Linked DNA regions of Homo sapiens: all the other regions are linked to region 3. The links are chromatin contacts, found by Hi-C or POLR2A ChIA-PET in ENCODE. All regions are on one chromosome and are shown on one strand. Each heading gives the region's core, a stretch centred on a gene start or an enhancer-like site at or near the end of the contact. The rest is flanking DNA. Distances are from core to core; before and after follow the strand shown.

Region 1 (3,130 bases), core at 54-2,553, 2.9 Mb after region 3:
AACTTTCTAAATTGACTTGAGACTTGTCTCAGATACTTGGTTCACATAGGTTTCTTTTAGGGGCGATGAAAATGTTCCATAAACCACTCTACCTAAAATTAGGTAGTGATGATGGCTGCTCAACTGTGAATATACCAAAAAACACTGAATTGTACACTATAAAAGGATGAGTTTTATGGTATGTTATTAAAAGTTGTTTAAAAGTGAGGGACCCCTCCAGTTATTGATATGGAATGATCTTCAGGAAAAGAGCATAATATGCTACATTTTTGTACACCAAAGGGGAGGTAGGTACGAATATGCATACATATTGCTTTTTTCTAGAAGCCGCCTAGGAGTGAAACCAAAATTCTTCACTTCTTTTCGGCCCTACCTCGAGCTCCCTTTAGAAAACCTTTCCTTCCAGCTCACAGTATCCACCATGTCCACCTTCGCCTCCCGGCACTGAGCCTTAGAGGGGCGGTGCTCCATAAACATTTGCTACATGAATGAACGAATAAACTATCGGATTTTGGGGTGGGTCGGGACAGCTCGGTTCCAGCGAGGGCTCCGCCCACCCGCGGGCTCCGCAGAGGAGCAGAGGTTGGGCGGCCGCCTCGGTTAACTCCGCTGCAGCCCAAAGCACGGGAATCGCGGGACAGACAAACGAGCGGAGGGAAGATACCTAGAAGCCAGGAAACCGCGAGCTGCAGTCCAACTTGGCCGGAAGCTGCGGAGAGGCTCAGCCACCGGAAGTCAGTGGAGGGTTCGGCCGGACGCTCTAGAATCCCGGAGGACCGGGATCTCTGTGGTTGGCCGTGACGGGCACCCTCTACCGGGGATGACACATTCCCAGAGCTCCTGGGACCAAGCAAATGGCGGACACAATTCCCTGGGCGGAAGGGGACTTCGGGAGCCAGTAGCCAAGGTAACAGTCCCAGACCTGGGCATCTCAGGCCGGGCAGTTCCCCGAGCTCACGGGACTAGCTGTGATTGGCCGGATGAGGTTGAGAGCTTCATGGGGACGCGCGCGCTACGTGCAGGGGCGTTGCCTTCCATTCACTTGGCGCCCGACTGCCAGTGCGCATGCGTTTGAAGGCGGTGCAGGGCGGGGAGCACACCCCTGCGAAGTGCCGGGCACCCTTTGGGCGGCTCCCGCCGGCGAGCTGGACAGCGGCGCGCGCCAGGCGTGGCTTTCTCGGCCGGTGGGCTAGGATTGGACGCAGTAGGTAGAAGGGGCAGGACCCTCCGCAGCAGTAGCTCAGCGATTGGCCAGGAGCTGGAGGGAGCGTGGCCTTGGGAGGCGGGGCGGAGGGGGACGGACAGGGCAGCTCAAGACGCTGAGGTGGTGGCTGCGGCCTTTGAACAAGTAAGTGAGCCACCCTCGGAGACCCCCGCGCTGGGGACGGGAGGCCGGCGAGCCTCGGGACCTCTGAAAGCCTTGAGGAGGCGCGGGGGTGAGTGCGGCCCTGAGGAAACCCAGGTGCCCCGCCCCTCCCTTTCTTCCTGGCCCGCGCCTCGCCTACCCCTCCCCCGACCCTGGCGGGCCCCCGGCTCTGGGCCCGGACCCCTGGGGTAGCTAGTCTGCCACGAACCAGCCGCGCGCTTCTGCCCTTGTCGGTTTAGGAAACTGGGAAGTTCCCTGGTCCTGCTCCCCAGCCCGCAGAGGGGACACTGAGGCCCACGGTAGGTGGTCCTCTCCTCACCCGAGTCTCCACACAGACACCATGGCCGAGCCTCTGAAGGAGGAAGACGGCGAGGACGGCTCTGCGGAGCCCCCCGGGCCCGTGAAGGCCGAACCCGCCCACACCGCTGCCTCTGTAGCGGCCAAGAACCTGGCCCTGCTTAAAGCCCGCTCCTTCGATGTGACCTTTGACGTGGGCGACGAGTACGAGATCATCGAGACCATAGGCAACGGGGCCTATGGAGTGGTGTCCTCCGCCCGCCGCCGCCTCACCGGTGAGCTTCCTGAGCCGTCGCCTCCCAGATGTGGCAGCGTCGCAGGGAGTGGGAAACCGGCCTGTCCCAGACAGCCGGGAAGGAAAGCGGGGTGCGAGTTCTGGCTCCAGTCAACACACACTGACCAGGGCCTTCTGCCTGCCAGGCTCCGGGGAGGCTCGGTTCTCTGAAACTCCGGCCTGGTGGTTTTGCCATCCTGCCTGCCTACTTCCTCCTTAGGAAAATGATAGTCCCAGTTAGACCAGAATGGAGAGCCAGTCCTTCGTGTCTAAGAGAGAAATGTGTTCTGGAGCCAGACACTGGCATAAGGAACTGGTGGTGGGATGGGTGAGGTCTGAGATGGAGAGGGTGTAGGCATAAGAGGCTGAGCTACACCACTGGGCATCCGTGCAACCTCCAACAAGTTACTAAGCCATATTTCCTTCTCTTTAACGTTGACCTATTGGGACCTGCCCCGCAGGGGAGTTGTGAAGGTAACATTTAATAATGTAGGTAACATGCTTAGCACAGGGCTTGGCACATAGTAGGTACCCAATACTTGGTAGCTGTTGTCATTTGCATCCTAGAAGGGAGGTGTTGATAGGGGCTGAGTCGACTCTGCAGTTTCTCCAAGGTATCCTCTGGTATGTCCCTTTTCCCTGCTCCTCAGGCCAGCAGGTGGCCATCAAGAAGATCCCTAATGCTTTCGATGTGGTGACCAATGCCAAGCGGACCCTCAGGGAGCTGAAGATCCTCAAGCACTTTAAACACGACAACATCATCGCCATCAAGGACATCCTGAGGCCCACCGTGCCCTATGGCGAATTCAAATCTGTGTAAGAAGCGGGATGGGAGAGGGAGCCAGACTTGGGACTTTTCTGAAGGCTGCAACCATGTTGCCGAAGTTCTGGAAAGGCAGCTGAATCTAATCTGAAGCAGGCTGGGAAAATTCCCGCAGTTCTAGGACCAGTTCTTTAGAGTTTTGCCAGGGACAACTGTTATTCCTCAAGAAGTGTACAGATGATTTTACAGTTTTATAGAATCTTAGTATATAGGATGTCAAATGTAGGACATTCCTACTATGACCACACCCTCCTATTCCCATAGCAGACTTCACTAATCAATCACAGAACACTTTCCTACAGACAGTGGACAAGCCTGGTCAATTTTCATCATAGTTCTTCAAGCTGCCACTACCAAACAATGGAGATAG
Region 2 (2,921 bases), core at 278-2,777, 2.9 Mb after region 3:
GAGGTCAGGCTATCACATGGACTCCCACTGCTTGTCAGCGGTGGGGACAAGATTTGTCCGTCCAGTGCTCTTTCCACTATCTGGTCTTCCCTTGGCTGACATGCACAGGGTGTGAGAGGTGGTAGCAGTGCTTGGGCCCACATGGGGTCTTCTCACGCCCCCAAGGCCTGGCAACCTTTCATTTTTTCTGAGTTGTCAGACATGCCTGTGTACCCAGCATTGCCACACCAGGCCCAGGGACATAGGAAAACCAGGACCTCACCCTGCCTTCTCCACAGGGTCTGTGACGCTCACGTACCAGTGCAGTCATGCTGCCCACTGCACAGAGCCATTTGATGGTAGAATCCTGTCCCATGTGCTGTAAAATGTAAAAATATACTTTGGTTTTTTTTTTTTTTTTTTTTTTTTGAGACAGTCTTGCTCTGTTGCCCAGGCTGGAGTGCAGTGGTATGATCTTGGCTCGCTGCAACCTCCACCTGCTTAGTTCAAGTGATTTTCATGCCTCAGCCTCCTGGGTAGCTGGGACTACAGGCACGTGCCACCACACCCAGCTAAATTTTGTATGTTTAGTAGAGACAGGGTTTTGCCCTCGTTGGCCAGGCTGATCTCGAACTCCTGGCCTCAAGTGATCCACCCCCTTCGGTCTCCCAAAGTGCTGTGACATCATTACAAGCATGAGCCACCATGCCTAGCCTACATTTGTGTTTTTTGTACTTGCCACTTTCTTTCTGTTTGACCTATCCATGCAGATTAGAGGAGGCTTTTTAATCAGCACTATGTGACTGGCAGATGCTGCTTCCATACTTTCTAGGAAAATTGCAAAATGTAGCTGATAAGAATCAATTTCCTGTTTTTCTACCAACTCGATTGCCTTCTTTCACAGTTACCTGAAAGTGGCCCACTGAAGCATCTTTATTAAAAAATCTTTCACCCTTTGTTTTAGGAGCGCATTTGGGAAAGGGTGTCTCTCCCCCAGCACAGAGTACAGGCACCCAGGCTCTGCCGGGCAGTCCCTGGAGCAGACAGGGTGGACTCGAGTGGGAGAGACCCTTGTCTGCCTGAGTTGGGAGAGTTTTCTTGGTCTTCTTTTTAGATTGTATTTTGAGGGAAATGTTGGGCTTTTCTAGCCTTCCTACTCAGCCTCTCCCCCTTAGGCTTTTTCTCAGCTGGTGTGACAGACTGGAAAGGATAGAAATAAGGCCTACCTGTGGTTACAGTTCTTGACCACAGCAAGTGAAGACTTGGAGCTCTTCCAGTGGGGTTCATAATGCAAAAGGCCGCCTTCCTGGGAGAAGGTCCGTGCATTTGATGCGACTTTAGTGATGAGCTTAAACTAACAATTCCCGTTCTTCCTTCCAGTGAGTGTCTGGGAAAGCAACCTGCAACAATGAGAGAGTGGCACATCCCCCAGCACTTGCTTTTTCCCTTGGTCCCTGTGAGCTCTGAACCTTCAGATCCTCAGAGCAGAGCCAAGGCCAGGCTCAGGTGGTCAGAAGGGCCCATTCAGGCCTGTCTCACAACGACGTCTGTGTTCACTGTCATGTGCATGGGCACAAGAGGCCCTTTGTGGAGCTGAGTTGCTGTCACCAAGGCAAGAATATCTCTGCTGGAATCCTCCCTCGAAGCTCAGTCCCGTTGTGTGTAGCTCAGCTGATGTTCAATGGTTGGTGGCCAAGAATTCTGCCATCTGCAGAACTGAAAGCTGTACATCCGTTTATGAAAACCACAACATTCAGGGGAATACCCATTGTCTTTAATTTCTACATTGATGTGACGAGCTATGATGTGGTGAGCCAGTATGTGCCAGCTGTGCGTTATTCTAACAGTGTCAGTTATGGTAGACGTAAACATGTACATTTGCATTTGAAGCTATTCTGGCCTTGCAGATGTGCTAGAAAGCTCAGAGGACAAAGGAGGCCTCACTTCTCCAGCAGGTCCAGTTCAGAGCCCCGTGCCCACTCTCCCCCTCCAACCTGGCTGTATCAGGCACTGTAGCTGTGCAACTCAGTACCAGCTTCCCTGCCAGGATGGGGCTTGTTTTCCAGAGCACTTTTTTTGGGGTGGGGTGGGATATGAGCCTTCTACTTGATTCATTTGTGGTTTCCATTTGGTAGTAAATGAAGGATGTCGTAAGTGCAATATTTGCTTTATAGCAAGGGTTTTGTGAACCAAGCCTCAGAGATTCCTTATCAGGAAAGAGGCTGGGAACAGGTGGCTGGAGTGGTTAATGATTTGGGTGTGAGTGCCCTGTTCACTTGAGAAGAGTCCCCAGGAACTGTCTGGCTTCCTTTATTCTCTTCCATGTGGATGGTGACATCTTTTTGAACATAGGAAAGCCCAAACTTGAGAGTTCTGATTGGCATAGGTGAAGTTTAGGAACAAAACGAACAAAAAAATATACTTTTTGTTTTGGTGTATTATTAAGAAATCAAGTTGTTAAGGTGGATTGAGGACTTTTCTTTACCCTCTAGCTTTATTTCTGAAGAGATACTTTGGGAAATATAATTGAGTGATAACACTAGGATGGGATTTGACTTGATTTTATTTAGAAAAATACATTTATGTTTTTATAGCTGCAACTTTCTTTTTTTTTTGGAGATGGAGTCTCGCTCTGTCACCCAGGCTGGAGTGCAGTGGCGCGATCTCAGCTCACTGCAAGCTCTGCCTCTTGGGTTCATGCCATTTTCCTACCTCAGCCTCCTGAGTAGCTGGGATTATGGGTGCCCACCACCATGCCCGGCTAATTTATTTTGTATTTTTAGTAGAGATGAGGTTTCATCATGTTAGCTAGGATGGTCTCAATCTCCTGACCTCGTAGCTAGAATGGTCTCGATCTCCTGACCTCGTGATCTGCCTGCCTCGGCATCCCGAAGTGCTGGGATTACAGGCGTGAGCCACTGTGCCCGGCCCGTTCCAAAGTA
Region 3 (2,993 bases), core at 92-2,591:
GATCCCTTGACCTGGCTCTTGCTGGAAGCCCCCCTCCTCCATTAAAACCCTACACTTGGGGGTGGGGGGAGGGATAGCATTAGGAGATATACCTAATGTAAATGATGAGTTAATGGGTGCAGCATACCAACATGGCACATGTATACATATGTAACAAACCTGCACGTTGTGCACATGTACCCTAGAACTTAAAGTATAATAATAAAATAAAACCCTACACTTGCCGGGCGCCTGTAATCCCAGCACTCTGGGAGGCCCAGGCGGGCGGATCACCTGAGTTCAGGAGTTCGAAACCAGCCTGACCAACATGGAGAAACCCCGTCTCTACTAAAAATACAAAATTAGCCGGGCGTGGTGGCGCATGCCTGTAATCCCAGCTACTCGGGAGGCTGAGGCAGAAGAATCGCTTGAACCCGGGAGGCAGAGGTTGCGGTGAGCGGAGATCGCGCCATTGCAGTCCAGCCTGGGCAACAGGAGCGAAATTCCGTCTCAAAAAAACACAAAAACGAGCAACAACAACAACAACAACAAAAACCCTACACTTATTTCTGAGGCCAGCTCAAAAGGTCTTATGATTGTCTTCCCAGTTTTTTGCAGTCAAAATGAATTTCTTTCCCTTGGTATAACGTGTGTGTGCAAAACGTGGTTGCATGGATTCTTTTTCAAGGAGAGAGCTGAGCATGTTCATAGGCTGAAAGGAAAGCCACAGTAGAGAGAGTTTTCCATGGAAGGTGAGGCAGGGGCATAGGTGGAGGAGGCCCCAAGGAATGAGGAGAGGAAAGGAGGTGGGCAGAGCTTTACCCCAGAGGCGAGCAGAGGATGGACGTGGATCTAGATAAGACGTCAGCTCGTTCCCTAAAGGTCGTGCTAAAGGAGTAATGAGGGTGACCAGTGCGCAGGGGTTTGAGAAGCCCCGTGGATGTGGTGAAATAGCTGTGGGGAGAGTATTTGGCAACGCTCAATAGATTCAGGAGGAGCTACTAGGATGAATGGCTGCCTTGTGCCACAGCTCTACAGGCTTTCACGTGTGTCATCTCACGTGATCTTCTGGGGCGCTGGTGTCTCCGTTTACTAGAGGACCAATCGGAAGCTTAAAGAGAATGAGTAATTGGCCCAAGACCACCCAGCTAAGGAGTGGCGGAGGTGGGGCCCAAACGCGCGATCCAGCCCTCGCGCAGGCGCCCTGGAACTCCCCGCGCGTGTTGTGACCCAGAATTCCCGGGGCTGTGGAAGAGACCATAGACTCAACAGGAGGGGGAGTCCTGGGTAGCGCGCCGGTCTAAATCGTTACTTGGCGGAAAGTTCCCATGAGTCTTTGCCAGCGTCCCCCTCCTTTTGTGAGGATTGGGATATTCCGACTCCTTAAGGGCCTGGCGCACATAAGGTGTGACCTTTTCATTCCCGTTGTTATGGAGGTAGGCTCTCTAGGAATCTGGGAGTAGTAGCTGGGGGGCAAGAGCAAATAAAGAGCTCGAGCTTCTGTGGTCTCTGGGGAGATGTTCCCGGGAAGCCTGTCTAGAGGGCGGAGGGCAGCTGTTGAGATGGCGTGGCTCCCCGGCTCCTGCGCCCGCGTGGCTTTCGCGGCGGGCGCTGCGGCCCGGTATTGGACAGCCTGGCAGGGCAGCGCGGGGCCGAATCCGGCTGCCGTGGCTGAGGCTCATGGATCACTCTTTTGTGGTAGGGCCACATCTGCCAGAGCCTGGAGTCTGCGAAGGCCGGGACCCGGTTCCCCGGCCCACAGTGGGGGTGTGCAAACCCGAGAGAACTGGGTAAGTTGGGGTCGGCTTGCAGTTTGGGGTACCCCGAGGGCGGTGTACGTCGGTAAGATTGTAACAGTATTACTGGAAGACTTATTCGACTGTCCTGATGATACTTGTAATAGGAAGTGCCGTCAGAAGCGATAACTGACGACGTCTAATGTCTATCTGACCGCAGTCGCTGAAACCTCTACAACTTAGTTGACCGTAACTGCCAGAGCCCTGCCCTGAATTCCTGTCCTTACTCCCTCTTTAAGATTGCGTACCCACTGCAGAGTGCTGAAGACGGGGTAGCCACGAGGTGAGAGGCTCTCTGGTGTAGGGTTTAACATGGAACGTAGTTTTGTCACTTGAATGCACGGAAATTGGCGTTTTGACAGTTTTCTACGTTTAGGTGTTTTATACACTTTAGGGTAACGTTATCATGTCATTGCATAGGGTGGAACTTAAATAGAAACTGGAGATGGCTGCTTCAGCCACAGTCCTAACCTAGAACTGCATTTAAAGCAAACTGATAATGCAGAAACAAACTCCTTCGTTAAGAAATGTCTCCAGTAGCAGGGTTAGCTTAAGTTTCAGGTAGGGTCTAGATCTGCGGTTGGAACAGTACTGGAGGGTTGTGAGGTGCTTGACTGCTCTGATGAAATCACTAATAGGAAGTGCCGTCAGAAGCGATAACTGACGAAGACTACTCCTGTCTGATTGCAGTCAAGTCTTCACCACTTGCTGGTTCCCAGGAGTAAACTTGTTTGAACGGTGACCTAATTGCTATATTCACCTAGGTTGCAAATTCGTGAAGAATCAGCATCATGTTTGGCAGCTGAGTATTGGAGCCAGGAGCCTGCCATGAGGTAAGCCTTGCTCTATGGGGAGGCTAGTGGCTGACCACGCCTAGCTGTCAGGTCGAATATTGGCAATTGGATTTGGTTAACCTAATACCTTGTAACAGTGTAGCCTATCCCAGAGATACTGATTTTAGTTTCCGGTGGCAGTGGAGCCAGGGTGGATTACCTAGAAAGAGGGGCTACTCTATTTACCTCTTGGCTGTTTAGTCTCGGGCAAATTACCTGTCTGCTGAGATGTAGTTTTCCTCAGATGTGAAAAGGAAAAGTAATCTTAGCTTTGTGAAGTTTAAATTGATATGACTGAAATGGAGATTACAACTCCCCTGAGGCTGGGCACAGTGGCCTGTAATCCCAGCACTTTGGGAGGCTAAGGTGGGTGGATCACCTGAGG

Evidence for each region. Hi-C counts contacts between places; a loop is a spot of excess contacts on that map. ChIA-PET counts read pairs that join two places held with the same protein, here RNA polymerase II (POLR2A). Pooled maps may share reads with other maps.
Region 1: a loop to region 3 is called in a pooled map, with 10 times the contacts of the local background. The contact joins the promoter of MAPK7 here to the promoter of SNHG29 in region 3. A Hi-C loop is called at or near these places in 4 of 50 pooled maps. POLR2A ChIA-PET finds 5 or more read pairs at or near these places in 3 of 52 experiments (HEK293T, Panc1 and activated CD8-positive, alpha-beta memory T cell).
Region 2: a loop to region 3 is called in a map with no recorded cell type, with 9 times the contacts of the local background. The contact joins the promoter of EPN2-AS1 here to the promoter of SNHG29 in region 3. A Hi-C loop is called at or near these places in 1 of 37 single-sample maps with no recorded cell type. POLR2A ChIA-PET finds 5 or more read pairs at or near these places in 1 of 52 experiments (OCI-LY7).

The regions. Positions count from the first base shown.
Region 1 is chr17:19,377,195-19,380,324 of GRCh38, forward strand. It overlaps MAPK7 (mitogen-activated protein kinase 7), which reads left to right and starts at 1,304. Exons shown (of 7, transcript NM_002749.4): 1 at 1,304-1,436; 2 at 1,702-1,938; 3 at 2,588-2,753. The coding sequence starts at 1,707. It also overlaps a transcript of B9D1 not described here. RefSeq lists silencers at 380-429, 1,140-1,199, 1,270-1,529 and an enhancer at 700-929.
Region 2 is chr17:19,304,734-19,307,654 of GRCh38, forward strand. It overlaps EPN2-AS1 (EPN2 antisense RNA 1), which reads right to left and starts at 1,528. Exons shown (of 3, transcript NR_048576.1): 1 at 1,206-1,528. All of the region lies in intron 4 of EPN2 (epsin 2), which reads left to right. RefSeq lists an enhancer at 1,491-1,620.
Region 3 is chr17:16,437,646-16,440,638 of GRCh38, forward strand. It overlaps SNHG29 (small nucleolar RNA host gene 29), which reads left to right and starts at 1,342. Exons shown (of 4, transcript NR_045025.1): 1 at 1,342-1,415; 2 at 2,540-2,608. SNORD49B (small nucleolar RNA, C/D box 49B) reads left to right here and starts at 1,864; the gene lies at 1,864-1,911. It overlaps SNORD49A (small nucleolar RNA, C/D box 49A), which reads left to right and starts at 2,391; the gene lies at 2,391-2,461. RefSeq lists enhancers at 1-745, 746-1,645, 761-950, 1,011-1,340, 1,646-2,547.